Regions from separate parts of the Homo sapiens genome. Here region 2 is linked to region 1. A link is a loop called in an ENCODE intact Hi-C map of the cell type or tissue named here. Cell type or tissue: PC-3. All regions are shown on one strand. Each heading gives the region's core, and the rest is flanking DNA. Links, peaks and the distances in the headings are about the cores only. Region 1 overlaps MACROD2 (mono-ADP ribosylhydrolase 2). Region 2 overlaps MACROD2 (mono-ADP ribosylhydrolase 2).

The links. Hi-C counts contacts between places; a loop is a spot of excess contacts. Peaks named below come from ENCODE experiments on the same cell type or tissue, not always from the same donor. Only the 100,000 strongest peaks of a DNase experiment are listed, where the experiment ranks them.
Region 2: it touches region 1 in a loop (4-fold over the local background); 6 of 110 quality-filtered maps call a loop at or near these places.

What each region holds. Positions count from the first base shown.
Region 1 is chr20:15,929,333-15,932,254 of GRCh38, forward strand. The region is part of intron 10 of MACROD2 (mono-ADP ribosylhydrolase 2); the gene reads left to right. The region is part of intron 1 of LOC613266 (a long non-coding RNA gene); the gene reads right to left. Among named protein-coding and RNA genes, the nearest start is that of KIF16B, 640 kb to the right of the region's middle. In PC-3, for the core only: a CTCF peak has its summit at 1,171 (motif pointing left); DNase peaks (open chromatin) are centred at 1,169 and 1,759.
Region 2 is chr20:15,701,942-15,704,863 of GRCh38, forward strand. All of the region lies in intron 8 of MACROD2 (mono-ADP ribosylhydrolase 2), which reads left to right. Among named protein-coding and RNA genes, the nearest start is that of MACROD2-AS1, 770 kb to the left of the region's middle. In PC-3, for the core only: no CTCF peak of the experiment used is centred there; a DNase peak (open chromatin) is centred at 1,470; H3K27ac peaks cover 2,154 bases.

The DNA of each region.
Region 1 (2,922 bases), core at 172-2,671:
CTCCACTAGCATTTCATTAGCTAAATTAAGTCCCATGGTCAAGTCCAACATCAATGGCATGGAAATATTCTCTGCTCACAGTGGGAGGACACTGATTTTATATATATATATATACACATATACACACAATCTTATTATAGGGGACTGAAGAATTAAGACCAATAATCTAATCTGCAAAGCACTGGTTTTGAATTGTCCGTAGTCTGTCTGTGCCCAGAAATCTATAGACCTTTAGAAGAAAAGACAGCAGTATACCAGCAGGAAGTACACATCAGATTGTTTCCCCAGTATAGCGATGGATTTATTTAGACTTACGTCTTGTTTATCTTCCTGTCACCATGTAGCGTTCACAAAAGGAACTACAAATATCAGGATAGCAATCCGTGATCATGTTGTTGAGATTTTGCCCTTACAAAACTCTCCCATGTAGAGTCAAACATGGACTGCTTTCTTATCATAGTCACGTTGCAGCAGGAGCCTCTTATTTTATTTCTATAAAATTTCTGAAATGTTCTTGCAAACAGTACACATTTGATAAATATTGGTTGAAAGAGTAGGAGGCAGAGTACTAATATGGGAGAAATTAGAAGGACACAACCAGTAGAATTCTCACAGGTTTCTGTGCTTTTTCAGCATGGGAAAGTAAAGTGTTATATCACACTCGACATGAATGCTATGGAAATTTATCATCTGAAATAAATATGTGATCTTAAAGGAATATTAACTGAGAACATTTAGCTTCTATGTGGCATTATTTAAGCTAACAAAATAGCCTCGCACTTCCCTATATTTCTTCACCGTTATTGTAAGGCTTTTAAAATCCCTTCTGGAAACCTCAAGTTTACACATCCCTCTACTTAATTTTTCATTGTTTATGTGCTTCCTGTGACGATAGCTAGACAGACAAGGCTGATAAAAAAGAAAGCTTGTCCTTATCAAAGACTTACGGGTAACTGTGTTAATGTGCCTTGCTTTTTCTACCAGTGGAAGCCCCCTATTTCACTAAGAACTCACCCATTTGCAGCATTTAAAATGGATGGAAAGTTATAAGCCAGCCAAAATGTCCTTCTAAAAGAATGAAATGAATACTAATCTAATTGCCCAAGAATGCATATGCTGGGCTTGGAAAATAAGCCTTCTACATTGGTTCCCCCTGCTGGATTTGAGGATGCACTGTCTTGGAAATTGATGAAAGCAATATACCTGGACCGTTTTATCTGAGGACATGTTACTGGAATGGCAAATCCAGCATTCTTCTAGAAAGCATTTGCTCTGTGATAAATGTGCCAAGTGTTTCTTGAGTTTGCTTCCCCAGGGCAGAAATACTGCAAATAGAAAACAGTGCCGCTGAGACTCAAAGAGAAAACAAAAGCATGCCACTCAGATGTCTGTTCTAGGGAGGGGGGTAGCACACAAGGAACTAAGGGTAAAAACCCAGAAGCAGTAGACTAGGTAAACTGCCAGACTGGTTGTTACTATTAGAAAGCTGGATTTCAGGGTCTGACCATGGATTTCCTTCTTATGCATTTACAACTATTAGAACCAATTCCTCACCTTTCTGTAATTTAACTGCTGTTTTTCTTTCCCTTCTTATCTTCCTCACTTCATAAGTAATCTCCCTACCCCTACTCTGTAGAAGATGTGGTAACCAGAGTACTTTCAAAGGAAGCTTGTCACCTGCAAACTTCATGGCTATTGTGAAATGTGTTAAAAGGTCTGTCTTTTGAGGGAGACAGAGAAGCTGGCAGATTTTTCCTGCTTGACTCAGAGTCCATTTGGTGGGAGGAAAGGGACAGATATTGGCTAAGTTTTTGGCACATGCTCCTGCACCAACTTGGCCTTGTTAAGACAGCAAGAACAGCAGAAGTGACTATTTCCTCCCTAGAGCAAAGGCCAATGCTGTTTCCTTCATGGAGAACCAGAACAGGGAAAATATCAGATAATCATGTAGTACTTGTAAATATGCCATTTAGAACACTGAATTTAAGTGGCATGCAGAGCCACCCCAGGTTCTCATATTATATTCAGGCCAGGTGTGGTGTCTTATGCCTGTAATCCCAGCAGTTTGGGAGGCTAAGGTGGGAGGATTGCTTTAGGCCAGGAGTTCAAAACCAGCCTAGGCAACAAAGCAAGACCCTTTCTCTCCAAAAAAATAAAAAATCAGTCAGGCTTGGTGGCATGTGCCTTGTAGACCCTGCTACTCAGGAGGCTGAGGTGGGAGGATCGCTTGAGTCCAGGAGTTAAAGGCTGCAGTGAGCTATGAACATGCCACTGCACTCCAGGCTGGACAACACAGCAAGGCTCTGTGTCTATTAAAAAAAAAAAAAGTAGTTATATTGTGTCCACCGTCACAAACGGCACAGGGCTAACCCAACACAGGGGGTCCTGTACGTATATTTATTAACTGCATTCTTCGCCAACCTCAGAGTATCATTCTTTTTTCTTTTTTTGTCCTTCTATTATAAACTTTTTTTCCCCATTTAGGTCAAATCTAAATGTTTCCCCATCTGAAACTTTCTTCAGTAGGTCGTTTTCCAGAGCTGCAGGTAAAATGCTTCCCCACTGCTTCTGAGGCTTTTGTTTCAGCTCTGCTACTAGTGGCCTCCTCTTGGGAGGATTCTCTTGCCTCGGAATTAAGAGTTGGTAGGAGGAGGAGATGGCGGGTCAAAGCACTCAAGCAAGACAACGTTAAGTGATTCAGTCCTGCTTGTGGGTCAGGAATTTTTAAAGGGCTCAGCTGGATGTCTCTTCTGCTCCTTGTGACACTGGCTGAGGTCACCGCTCAGCTGCATTTGGTTGGCAGCTGGCAGGGTGGAAAGGTTCAAGAAGGCTTGGCTCACAGGTCTGGCCCTTCATGCTCCCCACACATCTTTTCTCCCTCTCTCCATGTGTCTCCCTCCATTTGGCAGGCCAGCTTCAACT
Region 2 (2,922 bases), core at 208-2,707, 230 kb before region 1:
TGCTTATGATAATGGCCTCTAGCTGCATCCATGGTGCTGCAAAAGACATGGTTTTATTCTTTTTTATGGCTATGTAGTATTCCAGAGTGTATATGTACCACATTTCCTTTATCCAGTCTACCATTGATGGGCATCTAGGTTGATTCCATGTCTTCGCTATTGTGAACAATGGTGTGATGAACATACAAGTGCATGCATCTTTTTGGTAGAGTGATTTATTTTCCTTTAGGTATCTACCCCGTAATGGGATTGCTGGGTCAAATGGTATTTCTATTTTAAGTTCTTTGAGAAATCTCCAACTTGCTTTCCACAGTGGCTGAACTAATTTACATTCCCACAAGCTGTGTATAAGTATTCCCTTTTCTCTGCAACCATGCCAGCACTTGTTATTTTTTTAAGTTTTTGTTAATGGTCATTCTGACTTGTGTGAGATGATATTTCATTGTGGTTTTGATCAGCATTTCTCTGACGTTTAGTGATGATGAGTATTTTTTCATGTGTTTCTTGGCCACTTGTATGTCTTCTTTTGAGAAGAGTCTGTTCATATCCTTTGCCCATTTTTAAGGGATTTGTTGTTGTTGTTGCTGTTGTTGAATTGTTTAAGTTCTTATAGATTCTGGATATTAGACCTTTGTTGAATGCATAATTTGTGAATATTTTCTCCCATTCTGTAGGTTATCTGTTTACTCTGTTGATAGTTTCTTTTACTGTCAAGAGGCTTTTTAGTTTAATTAGATCCCACTTGTCAGTTTTTACTGTTGCTATCACTTTTGGGGACTTAGCCATAAATTCTTTGCCAAGGAAAATCAACGTTATTTTTCACAGAATTAGAAAAAACTATTCTAAAGTTCATATGGAACTGAAAAACAAAAAAAGAGCCAAAATAGACAAAGCAATCCTAAGCCAAAGAACAAAGCCAGAGGCTTTACGTTATCCAACTTCGAACTATACTATAAGGCCACAGTAACCTAAACATCATAGTATTGGTACAAAACAGACACATAGACTAATGGAACAGAATAGAGAACCCAGAAATAAAGCCACACACCTGCAATTAATTATCTGATCTTTGACAAAGTTGACAAAAATTAGCAATGGGGAAAGGACACCCTATTCAATAAACGGTGCTGGGATAGCTGGCTAGCTACATGCAGAGCATGAAACTGGACCTCTGCCTTTCACCAAATACAAAAATTAATCCAAGATTGATTAAAGATTTAAATGTAAGACCTCAAGCTATTAGAATTCTGCAAGAAAACCTAGGAGATACCCTTCTTGACAGAATAAAGATCTGTTCTAATTATTCCACATTGTGACACCAAACCATGACCACTACTATATCTTCCACCTGACATTTCCCACAGTCTCAGCTCTGCATGGACCTGCCCAGAATGGAGATAGCAATGGGCTTACCATGTTGACACAGCCTCTGTCACTTCCTATTTTCTCTCTGACTCAGGAAGGAGTCACTTCACTCTTGTAATTCTTCTGCCAGAACCCTGGAGGTATCTTAACTTACAACCCCCAGTCTATAAACTCTCCACTAAAGCCACACTGATTGACTCACCATCTTCCAAATAAACTTTATTGATTATTTGCTACTAATATGAGTTACTGATGACTAATAACAGATTATCTCAAAATTGTGTTCTTAACACAATAATAGATTTTCCTTTTTAAATCTTGTAGTTTCCGTGGGGCAGAGTCTGGGGAGTGGCTTATTTTGGTAGTTCTTGCTTTAGGGTGTTTCATGAAGTTGCACTTACAATGCTGATCTGGATTATTCATCTGAAGGCTCAGCTGGGTCTACAGGATCCTCATACAGTGAATGCACCGTTGAGCTGGCAAATTGGTGCTGGTATTGCTTTGGACCTCACCTCATGCCACGGAGGCTACTCCTCACAGAGCAAGTGAGGCAAGAAAAGAAAACATAAGCCACGATGTCTTATTTTGTAAATTTTTAAAATTTACTTTACAGTGTCTTTTAAGATATAGCCCCAGAAATCACACTCTATTATTTCAGCAATATTATATTTTTGACACAGATCAGTCTTAATTAAAGTGGTAATGACACAGGAGCATGAATACCAGGGGGTGAGAATGACTGACACCATCTTGGAGCCACACCATCCTAACCCCTCCTACTCTAGTCAGGGCTTTTGCCTTTGCTATTGTTTTCCTATTTGAAATGTTTGTTTGTTTATTTATTTATTTATTTATTTATTTAATTTCCTAAATCTAACCACCTTTTAATGCTCATTTCTGTTCCATCTTCCCCGTGACACCTTCTCTGAATCCTTTAGCCTGAAGAAATTGCATCTTCCATTGTTCTCCTGTGGTCTCATTATCAATATCACACATTTTAGCAGTTACTCACAGATAGGAAATAATTCCTGTTCACAAATAAAACATTCTGAGGAACTCAGTTCTTCCTATTCGAGGAAATCCTCCACTACTACTACAAAAACCTGCATAAGGCATTGAAAAAAAACCCTCCGTTAGAGATTGAGCTGTATTGTAGTACATAATATAGTATGAGTAATATTAATATGGTGTATTTGATAGATGTTAGAGATCAGTGTCTACCAGAGCAGTACTACTCAAACTTAAATATTTATATGAATCATGTAGGGACCTAGTTAAATGCAGATTGAGATTCTGTGGGTATAAGGTGGGGTTGAGATGCTGCCATTCTAACAAGCTCCCAGGTGATGCTGAGGCTCCTGGTCCATGGAACAACTTTTGAGTAGCAAGGTGCTAGAAGATGGACATAAAATGGACATAAAATAGAATAGGAGTTGAAAGTAGATGGAAAATAAAAGTAGTGAAGAGAATCATGGCTGTGTTCAATCAGTAGTACTGGCAAGGCATAAATATTTGAAGTCACGAATCACTCAAGTATTTCTTTATTGCTCTTTGGTA